Linked DNA regions of Homo sapiens: all the other regions are linked to region 1. The links are chromatin contacts, found by Hi-C or POLR2A ChIA-PET in ENCODE. All regions are on one chromosome and are shown on one strand. The core of a region is the stretch at or near the end of the contact, and the rest is flanking DNA. Distances in the headings are between cores, read along the strand shown.

Evidence for each region. Hi-C counts contacts between places; a loop is a spot of excess contacts on that map. ChIA-PET counts read pairs that join two places held with the same protein, here RNA polymerase II (POLR2A). Pooled maps may share reads with other maps.
Region 2: a pooled map shows a loop between it and region 1 (4-fold over the local background). The contact joins the promoter of MRPS31 here to the enhancer-like site in region 1. A Hi-C loop is called at or near these places in 1 of 168 maps with a recorded cell type or tissue (CD8-positive, alpha-beta T cell) and 2 of 50 pooled maps. POLR2A ChIA-PET finds 5 or more read pairs at or near these places in 1 of 52 experiments (naive thymus-derived CD8-positive, alpha-beta T cell).
Region 3: a pooled map shows a loop between it and region 1 (7-fold over the local background). The contact joins the promoter of PROSER1 here to the enhancer-like site in region 1. A Hi-C loop is called at or near these places in 2 of 168 maps with a recorded cell type or tissue (both naive thymus-derived CD4-positive, alpha-beta T cell), 1 of 37 single-sample maps with no recorded cell type and 10 of 50 pooled maps.

The regions. Positions count from the first base shown.
Region 1 is chr13:33,545,193-33,550,264 of GRCh38, reverse strand. It overlaps a transcript of STARD13 not described here. Among named protein-coding and RNA genes, the nearest start is that of LINC02344, 210 kb to the right of the region's middle. Within about 2 kb of position 1,989, at least 2 of the 41 ENCODE cell types and tissues checked have a DNase peak (open chromatin) inside an H3K27ac peak, as active enhancers do.
Region 2 is chr13:40,769,003-40,774,074 of GRCh38, reverse strand. It overlaps MRPS31 (mitochondrial ribosomal protein S31), which reads left to right and starts at 2,885. Exons shown (of 7, transcript NM_005830.4): 1 at 2,885-3,090. The coding sequence starts at 2,939. RefSeq lists an enhancer at 2,827-2,996.
Region 3 is chr13:39,034,267-39,039,338 of GRCh38, reverse strand. It overlaps PROSER1 (proline and serine rich 1), which reads left to right and starts at 1,250. Exons shown (of 13, transcript NM_025138.5): 1 at 1,250-2,141. The coding sequence starts at 2,097. It overlaps NHLRC3 (NHL repeat containing 3), which reads right to left and starts at 883. Exons shown (of 7, transcript NM_001012754.4): 1 at 616-883; 2 at 51-203. The coding sequence starts at 699. RefSeq lists a silencer at 1,540-1,769 and an enhancer at 2,912-3,021.

The sequences.
Region 1 (5,072 bases), core at 740-3,239:
AGGCATAGAGAATTAGGGATATCTTTTCTGATTGGTTTCACAAACATTTGGTACTAGTGGCTCTTGCTTGCTGTAGGGAATCTAGACTGAATGATTAACGACTGCAAGATTTTGGCACTGCTTGATAAGGATTCTGCTCATCATCCAGCAGAAATTCTCATTAAAAATGTTTAGGTCATGTATTTTACCCTAATTGTGACTTCATTAATTCATCCATGTGACTAGGGTGTTCTTGGATCAATAAAGAATAAATATAAAAAGTTTCTTGATCAGCATGCTAGCAACAGTGAACAGAGGCATGAGTGTGGAAAGTTTTCAAAAGGAGTTTAGCACGAAGAATGCCCATGTTTGGAATACAGTGACAAATACACAGTTGTGCATGCCTGGCACAACCTCTGGGCTATAACTATGTTCAGTGATGGTGATGAACAAAGTGGTGACTTTGAAGGTTTCTATATGTCACATGAGAAAAAAAATAATGTCTGACCTCCATACATATACAAAAAAATACACCTTCAGAGTCTGGCAGTAAGATGGAAGAAACAGATGTCATGTAAGTTTTTACCAGCAATAATGCGGCTCTAATTATTCATTCATTGATCCATGGGGAAATAGCCAAAATGGTTCTTAATCAAGGTGATTATGATAATAGTGATGATGAAGATGATGTTAACACCGTAGAAAAAGTGCCTATAGATGACATGGTGAAAATGTGTGATGGGCTTATTGAAGGACTACAGCAGTTTATTTAGTATCCCCAAATGGGTTAAAACATGGATTTTTAGATTTTAAAATGCTGGGCTTCACCCTCAGAGTTTCTCATTCAATAGATTTTGGTCAGGGGACAAGAATGTGTATTTCTAACAAGTTTCCAGGTGATGATGATATCATCCTGGGATCCACACTTTACAATTCAATGACCGAGTATATTTATTTTTATGAGAGAATGTGTATTACTTGATTTCAGTTTATTCTCAATTACACAAAAAATAAATGAGGACACTTAATATTTTGAAAACATAAGATGGAAGAATGTATAGCTATAGCAACACATCTAACTAAACTATTACTCAGTAACCAAAAAAACTCAATAGATTCTCCAAAGCACAAATCAAGATGTCCTTTGCTGAACTGTATGAAGTTTCTGTGTTTTATTTTAATTAACTGACATGCTAAGGACAAACATTTTCTCGAACTTATTTGTTCTATAAATTGTTAACACATGAGTTTAAAAATATTTATATGGTAATAATTATCAGTCATCTTTTCTTTTGATTACTGATTGCTTTTGTGATTTAAAAAAATATTTTTCTATCCCGAGATTAGATATTCACCAGCAATTTCCTGATTTTTGATTTTGTCTTTCTTTACATATATCACTTTGGTCTACCTAGAAATTATTTTGATGCATGTATATTTTACTCAATTTTTAACTAAAATAAATACAATTATTTTTATACAGAAAATTCTTTAGGCATACTATATTCAGGGCATTGCAGTAAATACTCTCAGTGTTTATAATTATCTTTGTAAGATGCATATTAAAACAGCAAACATTGTTGAATTCTCCAAGTTAGTTTTATTTTATAGCATGAGGTGGTATAATCTTCTTAAGCATTCCTGGAAATATTTTTTTAAAAAAAATCACAAACGTATCACACATATCTAAAATTAAGTGTGCCAACTATATACCTTTGATGTTTCCTGAGAGTCCTGAGTTTGCAAAACCTTACCTATATAGCAACATTCAACTGTGTACAATTTTATGAATCAGGCATCACATTTTCCACGAGTCCACTCCACAGAAATGGCTTCAGTCCATTTCATCAAACTGCTATGTTGTGTCAATAAGCTTTCTATGCACTATTCCACTTTTAAGAACTGATGGCCCTTGTACATTTGGGTTTTTTTCAACCAACAGTTGCATGCTAAGAACATCTTCCAAATTCTGTTAGAAGACTGAAGAGGAACTTGGTCAGTTTTTCAGCAGTCATCCATGTCCTCTTGTTCTCATTTCTGTTTTCTTCCTCCAAAAAAAATCACTTCCCCTATCTTTGGCTCATTTATTTTTCTATGGTATATCACTGCCTAGCATTGGAGTTGTTTTAACTTTTTCCTTCACCTAGCATTACTTATCAACATGATAGTTACATTCCCAAAAACTATATTGTAAAAGAAAGCAGGGATGAAATATTTAAGACCTGATAGGAAAAGCAGGTTTAGGAGATCAGAGTTATAGTGAATCTAAAATAAAGGCTGATGGCTCATTAAATAAATCAACTAATGGCATTTTAAATATTTTTAAATAGAAAAAATTGGCATTGTTCAATAACTAGTATTCCTTCTTCCTAACAAACTTTTTATTTCATTAACCTACTAATCATCTAAGATTCTTATGAATATGTTTTTCCTTCTTGTAAATAAAAATTGTTATGAAATATTTTTTCTTGGATCTTCATGAAATGAAAAATGCTTTTAAGTTTTATTATTCAATTACCTTATTTAGCCCTGGAAAATTGAAGAAGAAAATGCCAGTGCACTGTGATATAGTCTTAAAATCCTTCTAAATGCATTGTTTTATATTCAAAAGAACTTAATGCCAAGGCATAAATGACCACAGCAGAGCACTGCTCTACCCTAAAGGTTTTACATCCCAATTCCTTTCCTTTGGCTTATGTTGTCTCAGTTTTCTATATTTCTCTCAAGGTTACGTTACAAAATTATCTATACATACTTGCTCTTCCATATATTTTACCTCTTCTTCTCAGGGCCCTATGTTTTGCTGTAATTTTAAAAATTATCTTCAAGAAAAATTGCCCAATTTTTACAAACATAGTATCCTAAATTCCCACATTTGTGAAAAAAGTATAAATATGTAAATACACATATGTAAAATTTTGTACAGTAGGAATGTTCATTGGGGAAACGTTACTGAAACTGACACAAAGTGTTTAACAGAAATTTGCTTAAAGGGATCAAATTTCACCTGGCATAGGAACATATTTAAAACAGTGGGGTTGACACAATAGCTACATCTGTGTAACCAAACCATCAAGGCTGACAAACTAAATCCAGTTGTTAGTAAAGTTAATGACTAATTCTGATCAATACATGGCCAAAAGAAAAAGAAAACACTGTATCATAAGAGCTGAAAAACATCTACTGGGAAATGACTATTTTGTGAATACTTAAAAGCCTTATAAATGTACTATTATATTTTCACTTTTTCTAAAGTATTATAATTGGCAGGGCTCAAATTAGTAAAGTTAAATATATTTCAACATTTTATTAAACACTGAAAATATTTTATCCATATCAAGTATCAGGGGCTTAAAATGAGCTATTCCAAAAAAAAGTATCTCTCATCAATACTTTCACTTTAAAAGAATTATTATAATTTATCCATATATGAAATACAAAAATTATTAGAACATGTATTAGGCTTAAATTGATTACAAATAAAAAACATTAATCTTGCCTGTAATCCCAGCTACTCAGGAAGCTGAGGCAGGAGAATCACTTGAGCCCGGGAGGTGGAGGTTGCAGTAAGTGGAGACTGAGCCACCGCACTGCAGCCTGGGCGACAGAGTGAGACTGTCTCAAAAAAAAAAAAATTAATACGACAACACAATAATAAATAAATTTAGCTCATCACAAGGGAGCATGGTCATTAAAATGAGTTTAGCAGAATAGTCAATTCAAACTTATTTCCAAAGACTAACAGTATAAATTATAGGCAGTTTGAGATTTAAAATGTGGCAAACCAAAAATAGGGCAGTATAAAGGCTACAGAGACTCAACTACCAATGAATGACAAAGAAAAACTGGCCCAATAGTTAGTCAAAATGTGACTATTAGTACTATTAGGCTAAAATTAAAAGTATTAATAAGTCTATTGATTATAGCAAATAAACCGCCAAAAAGCTCTAACAACTAAGACCCCTTTAACAGCTGAATCAACTTAATTCTTCTTAGACAAATGCTTTTTGCCACAAATATTCATTATACATCCATTTACATATTATGTTCTTAGAAAATAAGAGAAAAAAATCAGAAAAGGAGGCTTCCACATAATAATAGGAATTATTTTTGAAAGAAAATCTGACGTGGGAATCCTAATCTAATTACTGTATCAAAGTCAACCAATTCTTGGTTGAAAGTAAACTACAGTATCATTTCATAAGAGTGTTTACTGATGAAATTAGCCAGGATAAATTGTAATGTTAACAGCCATAATAAATAAATGTCATAAAATACTAATTACTTTTAGTCAACAAAATAAGGTTATTTAACAACTGTCTTAGTCCATTTATTTTTCTATAAAGGAATACCTGAGGCTGGGTAATTTATGAAGAAAAGAGGTTTACTTGGCTCACAGTTCTGTAGGCTGTACAAGAAGCATGGTACCAGCAGCTATTTCTGGTGAGGGCCTCAGGCTGTTTCCACTTGTGGGTGAAGGTGAAGGAGAACCAGCATGTGCAGAGATCACATGGTAAGCGAGGAAGCAAGACAAAGCAGCAAGAAAATCGATAGGAGGGAGGTGCCAGGCTCTTAACAACCAGCTCTGACAGCAACTAATAGAAAACTCACTCATTATCACTAGGAGGGCATCAAGCCCTGTGTCAGGGATCCACCCCCATGTCTGAAAACATCTCCCATTAAGCCCCACCTCCAACACTGGGGATCAAATTTCAACGTGAGATTTGGAGGGATCCAACAAACCAAATGATAGCAATAATGCTCCCAAAATACAGCAGGTATATGAAATATAGCATTACTAATGAAGTGTCCTTTACATCTTCTCTGCCTGCTTCATTAGTGAATTTATTACAATAAAGTTTAAAATAAGGCAAAGAACATTCACCTTTCGGGCCAGGCACAGTGGCTCACGCCTGTAATCCCAGCACTTTGGGAAGCCGAGGCAGGCGGATCACGAGGTCAGGAGATCGAGATCATCCTGGCTAACACGGTGAAACCCCGTCTCTACTAAAAATACAAAAAATTAGGCCAGGCGCGGTGGCTCACACCTGTAATCCCAGCACTTTGAGAGGCCAAGGCGGGTGGATCACCTG
Region 2 (5,072 bases), core at 1,636-4,135, 7.2 Mb before region 1:
AGTTCAGCTAAAATTCCAGAAGAAGAGAATGGCTATAGGTGGACAACAGCAATCCGTGCCAGAGTGCGACTGGATGGGGCAGGAGACTACATTAACCACGGTGGTCAAAGAAAGCCTCTATTGTAAGAAAGTGATAGTGGAAGGAACCAAATGGTAGAGAAGACTAAATTTCAATTCTGGCTTGTGACCCTCAGCCAGGCACTTTCACATAGTCACGGCCTATCTACCCTTACGGAGCAGGGAGGTAATTTACTGTGTCTGCACTACCTTAGAGTAGATTAAGAACAGGGTAGCTGGGACAAGGTCTTCCCCCAGAGAAACTGAAATTGAGATGGAAGTTTTCATCTTCTTTGTTAAGAGATTTTAGGGTTTTAAAAAACCCATTTGAAGGATATTATAAGAAATCGAAAAAAGATGAGGTAACTATTAAATGTGATCCACATGGACTGCTTATTATACTCAAGAATGGATTTTCCACTGGGTATCAAGTGATATCAAGGAAAGTATGCTGTACTGCTAATATTCTATTTCTTGATCCAGGTGGAGGTTTATATGGGTGAATTAACTCTGTGATCATTCCTTAAACACATTTTTGGTCAGGCACGGTGGCTAATGCTTGTAATCCCAGCACTTTGGGAGGCCAAGATGGGAAGATCACCTGAAATCAAGAGTTCGAGACTAGCCTGGCCAACATAGTGAAATCTGTCTCTGCTAAAAATGCCAAAATTAGCTGGGGGTGGTGGTGCACGCCTGTACTCCCAGCTACTCGGGAGGCTAGGGCAGGAGGATTGCTTGAACCTGGGAGGTGGAGGTTGCAGTGAGCTGAGATAGCACCACTGCACTCCAGCCTCGGTGACAGAGCAAGACTCCATCTCAACAATAACAAAGATACATTTTCATCAACATATTTATAATTCATACACTTTTCTGTATTGAAGTTGCTAAAGTTTATAGGAGGCCGTAGTTTTGGACAAGCTTCCTGTACTAGCCCCCAGCACACCAGAGCAAACCAGAATAGTCACTTGTGCTAAGTGCCAAGTAATCAAACTGAACTTTGAAATCAGGGCCAGTTTTCCAAAAGCAGGAGATTCACAGCACCAATCAGAGGGGCCCTAGTTTACCTGAGCCAGCATGACAAGGAATCCCTCTGTTTTAACCCTATAAGGAAGGTAACTTTGAAATGACCAATCTGATTTTTGTTCCCTGTTTCTATTTTCTTCAACTCTTTTGTGCTTGTAAAGCCAAACCCCTCTGCTCAACTCACTGGAACACTATTCTAGAATCACAAATAAAAACCAATTATGCTAAATTTGCCATAATTTTGTTTTTTGACAAAGTTATGCTTTAATTTTTGTTTGTTTTTTTACAAATCAGACAAAGTAAGCATCCCCAAGTGTACTGTGTAGAGCATTCAGTCACAAAGGTTCTGTTAGTGTTAGTGGATCTCAGGAAGATCTGCTCAATGTAAGCTGTGTTTTAGTATCACAAAAACTCACCTCCCCACCTTGATTATTTTTTGAGAGGACAGGGAAAATGTTGATGTAAACTTTGGAATGCCTTTATGGAATTTTAGGCTAGTGGTTCCCATGTGTCCTATTAGCCAACATTTCCCACCAGATTTATTCTCATCCCCTTCCAAGTTTGGGAACCCCACATCTCTTCTGGGGTCACAGTTCCCTGTTTCATGAGGGACAGGTAAAAGCCAAGTCTCTCTCTTGCATCTTTTCATCCTTTTTTTTTTTTGAGACGGGGTCTCACTCTGTTGCCCAGGCTGGAGTGCAGTGGCACAATCTTGGCTCACTGCAGCTTCCGCCTCCCGGGTTCAAGCTATTCTCCTGCCTCAGCCTCCCGAGTAGCTGGGATTATAGGCACTCGCCACCACGCCAGGTTAATTTTTGCATTTTTAGTAGAGTCAGGGTTTCACTATGTTGACCAGGCTGGTCTTCACCCCTGGCCTCAAGTGATCTGCCCGCCTCGGCTTCCGTAAGTACTGGGATTACAGGTATGAGCCACTGTGCCCCCGGCGTAAATCTTTTTTTCTTTTCTTTTTTGTTTTTTTGAGACAAAGAATCTCGCCCTGTAGCCCAAGCTGGAGTGCAATGGCGCGATCTCGGCTCACTGCAGCCCCCACCTCCCGAGTTCAAGCGCTTCTCCTGCCTCAGCCTCCCCAGTAGCTGGGATTACAGGCGCCCGCCACCACGGCCGGCTAATTGTGTGTGTGTGTGTGTGTGTGTGTTTGTATTTTTTTTTTTTTTTTTTTTTTTTAGTAGAGATGGGGTTTCACCATGTTGGCCAGGCTGGTCTCGCACCCGTGACCTCAAGTGACCCACCCGCCTCGGCCTCCCAAAGTGCTGGGATTACAGGCGTGAGCCACCGTGCCCGGCCATAAAGCTATTTTTGAAAAATGAAACCTATGTCTCATTTTGACTCTACATCAAAAATAAAGACTGAAAGGAAACGCTAATTCATAGGGCAGCAGGTCTTTTAGTAATTTTTTTTAAACCTCTTTGGTGGCCATGGCGCATTTTGAGAACGTGGTGAACGCTGTAGACCCTTCCCCTCCAAACATCGCAAAATATTGTCTGTTAAAGAAGAGACTGATCTCACTGGCACCATCTGTAGTTTTTGCACAACTGGTCACGCCCTCCACTGTCGGGTTCGCCGGTCTGGGACCCGCCTCGGCCAGCGAACCTTTGCTGAACTCTGGCGAGGACTCCGCCTCTAGGACTACAATCGCGGGGTGGGTCGGGTCGCTTGGAGGCAACTGGCTCCGCCCGGCCGCGGGCGAGTCCGGAACACAGTTACCCGCCCCTGTAGCCCACCGGAGCGCAAAGGGGGAGGAAGGCGCCAGGCCGGAAGCGGAAGAGAGGGCGGGGACGTGTTTGGCAGCGGGACGCACCATTTCAGTTGTGTTCTTGGTTCATTTCGTGTCTCGGCGATGTTTCCTAGAGTCTCGACGTTCCTACCTCTTCGCCCCCTTTCCCGCCACCCTTTGTCCTCTGGAAGCCCGGAGACATCAGCGGCTGCGATTATGCTACTCACTGTTCGGCACGGAACAGTCAGGTACCGCAGTTCAGCGCTGTTGGCCCGGTAGGTCCTCAGGCAACCCCGTGCCCCGTCCTGTACATCCTCCGACTTCCTGGGGTCGATGTTACCACCTGCTGGGTCTTAGAAGCTATTGCTTTAAATCTGAGGAAAGAGAAATCCCAGAAAGAAAAGATGACTTGCCCAAGGTCATAGTGTGCGTGAAAACAGAGCTACGATTACAAACCTGGTCGCTGTGCTCTACTACACGCCGCGCCTCATTCCTCTTGTCATCATCTCCTGTCAGTTTACCCAGGTTTTTATCTTTTGCCTCCCAAGATTTATTTGATAGTCTCATTTGTTTTCCTTCATTTATTCTTTAGTTCATTACTGAAAAACTCGAAAAACAGCGTGCCAGTACTGGTTGTAAACCCCAAGTGAGACAGTCCTGCCATCACGGAGCGTGTAGTTCCAGAAAGTAGACAATTCAAGTGCTATGTAGTGAAGTAATAGCTGAGATAGTGTAGGTAAACAGAGTACACTATTCAGCCAACATGAATGAGTACTTGCTGGGATAGCAAATAGGGACACCTAACCATTATAGGGGAGACTCAGGATATCGTTTCTGGAAAAGTCTGACGAAATCTGAAGGAGGACCACTGGTTGAAGTTAGCCAGGAAAAAAGGGAATTGTGGCATACTTGGTTTTGGTATTTATCCTCCGAGAACTTTATTATGAAAACCTAATTCCGCTGCATAAATTCCATGCGTAACACTCAGAAGGCAGTTTGGTTAAGTACAGTGCTGAAGCAGGTTAGTAGCAGTGAAGATGGGAAGGACCAGCTGAATGGAGGAGAAAAATTGCACAGGTAGAATTAAAGGGATGTGACGTCATGGGATAATGGTAGGGTAGTCAGAGATAGCAAAAATTTCAACTGGCTGCGTTGGAGTATTAGGGTATCCTTAATGTTAACAGAAGAATGCGGAGCCAGGCTTGAGAAAGATTTTTCCATATATTATAATTTTTAGAAAACAACAAATACCTGTTTATGTTAGGGGGCCTTTTAATATAGAAAGTGTGAAAAATGGAAAGTCAGTCTGAAAGAGGAGTCTTGAATGTGGTGTTGAAGGTGTTGCATTTGAAGTACTGATGAGCTGCTGTCAGTGGAAACAAACTCAGGTGGGAGGTTAGGTCGAGAGGTTTATTATTTTTAGTGCTAGGGAGTTACTTAGACGTGATTTTCCTATAATGTAGATTGTTTTCTGTGGTATGATAGCAGTCTTGAAAGAAAACATTGTAGTAAAGATTACATGTGAGATTCATTCCCCTGATTACCACTTTTCTATTAAAATACCTTGAATAGTAACTTTAAATGTAAAATAATGACCATTTTCTTAAATAGATTGTACCATATATTGAATATTATAATGAGAGTCCTGTGTACTGATTATGAGGATACTAGTTATGCAGTTGGTTTTTTATTCTAATTTTTAAGTGCCTGATTTGATAGCCTCTGACGTTTTCATAAGCAGATCAAATAGTTTCAGCATTTTTTGAAATTGCCATTTTCTCTTTCATGTAAGTATCCTTAACCTGCGGCTGCCATTTTCTGGCTTTGAGAACTTGATAATATATATATATATATATATATATATATATATATATATATATATATATGGACAGAGTCTTGCTCTGTCGCTTAGGCTGGAGTGCAGTGTGTGATCTCGGCTCACTGCAACCTCTGCTCCCTGGGTTCAAGCGATTCTTCTGCCTCAGCCTCCCAAGTAGCTGGGACTACAGGCACCCACCACCACACCTGGCTAATTTTTGTATTTTTAGTAGAGACTGGATTTCACCATATTGGCCAGGCTGGTCTTGAACTCCTGACCTCATGATCCGCCCACCTCCGCCTCCCAAACTGCTGGAATTACAGGCGTGCACCACCATGCCCAGCTGAACTTGATACAATATTTAACCCAGGGTCTGATACAGGCTCTTGAGCTCACCTGCATGGGAATCACCTGGGGTTTAGTTAAAATGTTAAATTC
Region 3 (5,072 bases), core at 1-2,500, 5.5 Mb before region 1:
GCTGTTACTTCCTTTGTGTTCATAATTTTTTTAAATCTCTATTTACTTACTTGACCTATGTAAACCAATCCATTGAGGGAGTCAACTGCAACACAAAATGTTGTTCCGGTAAAATATTCTGGGTGCTTAGGCCAACCCACATCCAGCCGGTAAAGAATTTTCTCAGTTCTCCAGGAAACTGCAAAAGTAAAGTTCCTCAAAACCTTAAACAAAATCAGACAATTCAGATTTAGTTTACCGTCTAGGTAAGAACAAAAAAAGGGCGGGGGGGCCGGGTAACAGGGCTTATTTTTAAGCATGCCTTGACAACTAGAAGTTTGCTGGACTGAAATAATTCCAAAGAAATGAGCTTAGATGCCTAAAGACCAACACGACCACAATACAAGTCTGCAAATTATTTGAGGATGTAGTAAGAGTTGGGAAAGAGGAAAATGGCGATGTAACATACACAAATTTTTAAACTCAAAGGGTCAAGGCAGTTTGGACCCAGGTGCAGGCTTTGAGACAAGCTACTGAGGGAACCAGGGCCTGCCACCTCCATGCCACGACCGTGGCGACGCCTCCCAACAGGGCTACCCGCACACCCGACAGTCATTTCCTCACTACCCAACTCACTGGAGAGCCACAAAAACGCGAATGCAAAACCAAAAATGCAAGAAAGAAGCCAGCACCGGCTACGCAGACCCAGAATCTCGCCATGACCAGACGGGAAGCCAGGAGAGGGAGGGTCCGCAGGTGTCTGGGGGAGGACCTGACAGCCTCAGGCTGCAACGGTTTGCAGCGGCACAGAGGGTCTGCCCGGGGCCCGAAGACCCTATCTCCGGTTTCCCCTCCCTGGATGCACGAGCTTTGAGTACGAAAGGGAACAGAGACCAGGGCGAATGAAAATCACAGAAGACCAGTTCCGGACTTCGTGTGCATTTCGGGGTCCCCGCCCTCATGTCAGGTGCTTCGGGCTGACCCAGTGACCACCCTTTCCCGCCCTCAGGGCAGTCCGCGCCGCTGACTTTCAGTGGCCACCAAAGTATGGGCGCCCGTAGATATGCCTTAATCGCTCGCCATTTATTCTTTTTAATCCAGAGGGCAAAATCAAAACATCGCACACTCAGACACGAGGTATGGTGGGGATGACATTCAAAATAATGACCGCTAGGCTTCGGGAAGGATTTTTGCCACATCCTATTCCTACCATCCAGGCATCCGCTATGGATGCCTATATTCCCACACCAGGACCCCACCTCTGGCTTTCAGGAAAGAGGGGCCCAAGCTGGCGGCGCAGTGTTGAGTTTACTTGGGCGCGACTGGCTTTATTGTAGGTCCCCATGAGCTGGTGGGGGCTGTAGGGGTAACCAGGCAGGGCGTCTGGCGCTGTTGGGGCTGCGTTTTTCCGGAGTCCCCCTATGCGAGGCCGTGCCCCTCTTCGCCCGGCTCCTGGTGCTCCCCAGCCGCCGGCCCGCTCCCGGAAGCTGCAGCAGCTGGTAACAAAGAGCCTGCCGGGCCGCCTGCTGCCGGGGCCGAGGTATCCAGGAGTCGGGCGGAGCGGCTGGGGATGAGCGCGAGCCGGACCATGCGTCCGGGTTCGCGGCGGTGAGGGTCGCGGCCGGCGGCCGAGGCGCAGGTGCGGGTCGAGAGACCGGCGCCTCCCTCCCCGCCGCCCGTGGACTCTGAGCGCAGGTGTTTCTACTCTGCCGGCCGCTCCACCTGGGAAAGCGCCTTCAAGAGCTACCTCTGGCGGCACCTGGCCCTCAGCTGCAGGGAAACCGCACTCAAACCTGCCGCCGAGCCCGGGTTTTTCTGCAAAACTCAGAGGACCTGGCTCTTGCCCGAGGTGCCCTGAACCATTGTGTGAATAAGCTGGGGAAGCCTGACTGGAGTGTTTTTTCTTTTTAATAAAAAGAGTTTTTCTGAATCTCAATTTTTAGAAATTTTTTTTGCGAAGTTTGCAATACTCTCTACCTCTTCGCATCCTCTCTTGCTCGTGGAGTCTTTTTCCTCCTCAGCTATAAATATTTTTTACTATCGGCGGAGCAGACCAGGGATGAACGTCTTTTAATTGCAAGTATAACTGTTAAAACCACGTCGGGATAGTAGTCAAGATGGATAAAAAGTCCTTTGAAATGGTGCTGGATGAAATTAGAAAGGTAATTAGACCGATTCCATGAATTATTTTATGAGATGAATTCTCGTGTTTTAGACTCTCTTTGAGGTACTGTATGGAGATTGTGCAGAATAAGGGTCCTAGGATTGCCAAATTGGTTTGAATTTTCACGTGTAATGGAGGAGTTTATATCTTGATACGTTTCCAGTACAAATAGAAATTAAGTTACGTTAACGCCAAATTTGAGACTCAGCACGGTGTCGTGGGAATTACATTTGTAAAGCCCTCGGTTCCAAAGCCGGCTTTACAAATCCGTAATAGCTCTGTACTTTTTGGGTAAGGGGTTTAATATTTTTGAGTTTATTGCCTCATCTTTCAGTAACACAAGAGTGACTGAAAACGAGAGGTAATACGCAGAAAGTTTCTTTTATGGTAGTTATTATGATGGGGTTTTCAAATCTAAGCATAAGGTAGAGTATATTTGTTGCGTTGGCCATGCAAAATTCGTGTCCTGATGGTAAGTGTGGCATTAAGTTTAAAGTCACGTTCTTAGGAATTGGCCGTCAATAACTTGAGCTTCAAAACTTTTTTCTCCTGCTTTCCAAGTTTTTGCTGCTTTTTGAGGCTGTTGTGTGGATCGCATTTCCCAGAGTGAACCAGACAGCAACAATTCTGGAAGGTAGTCTTGAGCCTAACAATATCTCAAGCACAAAAATACCGAGAAGTTACTTATTTTAAAATGTAAGGACTTGATGTACCATTGTTACATCAACACACGGTGCTTTCCTTCGGCCTTCCGGGCAATTATTCTTTCGTCAGCTGCATACCTTTACGACCCTTGACTGAAACGGAAGAAATTGTTGCCATGTGCTCTGGTGCTTATTTCAGTTTACAAAGCTATTATTAAAATTGTCTCTGGTCTTGCTGTTTTGCTTTGTTTTTATACAGCTTTTTTCTTTTTTCAAATTGACGTGTTTAAGTTTTCATATTTGATAATACTGAACATTCTTTTTTGAACAAGTTCTGCTTTTGCAAACCTAAGTGTCCAATTAATTTTTGAAATAAAATATTGGTTTGCTAATTATATGCCTAGAAATTTGTCACAATTTGTTCTTGGGCTGATTTTTAATTACTTTTCATGAGAAAATAATTGGTGAGTCCAAGTAGACCAGCAGATTTTTACTTTTGGAAGATACAGGGTCTCAGTGTGCATATTCTCTTCCTGGTGTCATAAAAACGTCACAGTAAATTCTAAAGAGGGGAATAGGAAATTTTCCAGATATGAAAGTGTTGTTCACATGAGATGGCAACTTAAGTCTGTATTTCTGGTCAGCAGTTAAAATATATCTTCTGCTGGCTTTGCCGAGTGATTAGACACATCAACATTGTCATGGTCTATTAAAATGGAATAAAATATTGGCATATCTAAATATGAGCATTACTACTGATTTTCTTAAAAATCGTTCTTTGTAAATGTAAGTCAGTTTAAACCAGGTCATCTCTTGAGTATCACAGTGAGTTTATATGATAGATAATACTGATTGTCACTACTGTCATTTAAAACAGAGGCATATAAGAAGCCACTAGCAGAAGAACTGGGAAAGGGAGTAGAAAGGGGGAAAAAGCAATGGTTAACTGATTATTCAAAAAGGAGGGAATGATAGCTATTAATTAGTGAGCACTTACTTTGTGAGCCTGTTTTTAAGCACTTTCTCCAGTCATTATTTGTTTTGATTCTCCTTACAACGCATGAGGTGTAGGCACTGTACTTCTTGCTTATAGCTGGTGGCCTATTCTCTGTGAGGTTAACTATCAGCTCAAGACTCCCTAGGTGGTAAGTTGGGGGCTGGGGGCAGTATTCAAACTATGCTTGCAGAGCACCATGCTGTCCTGCCTGGGGTTACAGCTGGGCCTCTCAGGCATTGATGGAAGAATTGAGATATGACTTGGCATCAGTACAATCCAAGACTTTGTTCAGAAACTTGTATTTGACTGTGTCCGATTATTACATTGATAATAAAACTCCTAGGAATACATTATTTAGAATGCCATTTTCTCCCTTTTCAGTGAATATTGAACTACTGAGCACCCAGGATATTTCAGTTGACTGGTCATAATACTTTCTCCTAGCAGAATGATATATGTGAAAAATATGAATATTAAAATTATTTTATAGTACAAGCAAAGGGATTAGTTCATTTTTAATGATTAGTGGCTACTGACTTAAGATAGCTGTTTCCATCTCTAAGCTGAGCAAATAGCTGCAAGGGGAGCATGTGTGATTTAGTGGGCTCTAGATAGTGCTGCATCAAAGCCACCAACTTCTCTCTCACCCACTGATAGATTCCGAAAAGGAAAGGAACCATCACTTACTGAATACCTGTTATATGTCACATCTAATGTCCACTATTATAGTCTTCATAGTAATTCTTTGAGGTTGGTGAATGGTGTTCCCTCTATGAATGAGGACGCTCAAAAGGAATTAAAATGCCTCTCAAAGTCTACACTGCCAGTTAGTGGCAGGCACAGACATTGAATTCAGGACTTCTTGCATTCTTATGTCCCTATAGAAATACTGAGAGCCTCAACTAGACCTTGTCTTATTCTTGCTTCTCTGTCACTTAGCACATAGTAGATATTCAATAATTGATGAATGAGTAACATCTGATATGTTTAATCTTAAAAATGACAATTTGGATTTGGAATGTTTTGAAACTCTTTAATTACATATTTAGGAATTCTAAATGTTGTGTATACTGATGTTGAATCATATCTATTACAATTTTATTCCCTTTCTTTGTAGAAGTTGGTAGGGAAGCCCAGCAGATCTTCCTGCTTGCTCAGTGTGTCCCTCACAGTATGGAACCTGGAAAGATGGAAGGAAGGGCCTCTCACCACAGTGACCTTAGTTCCTCTGAATGACAGGGCTGAAGTAGACCTGCCACTGTTGAGTTGCTTGGGCAGTTTTGATAGA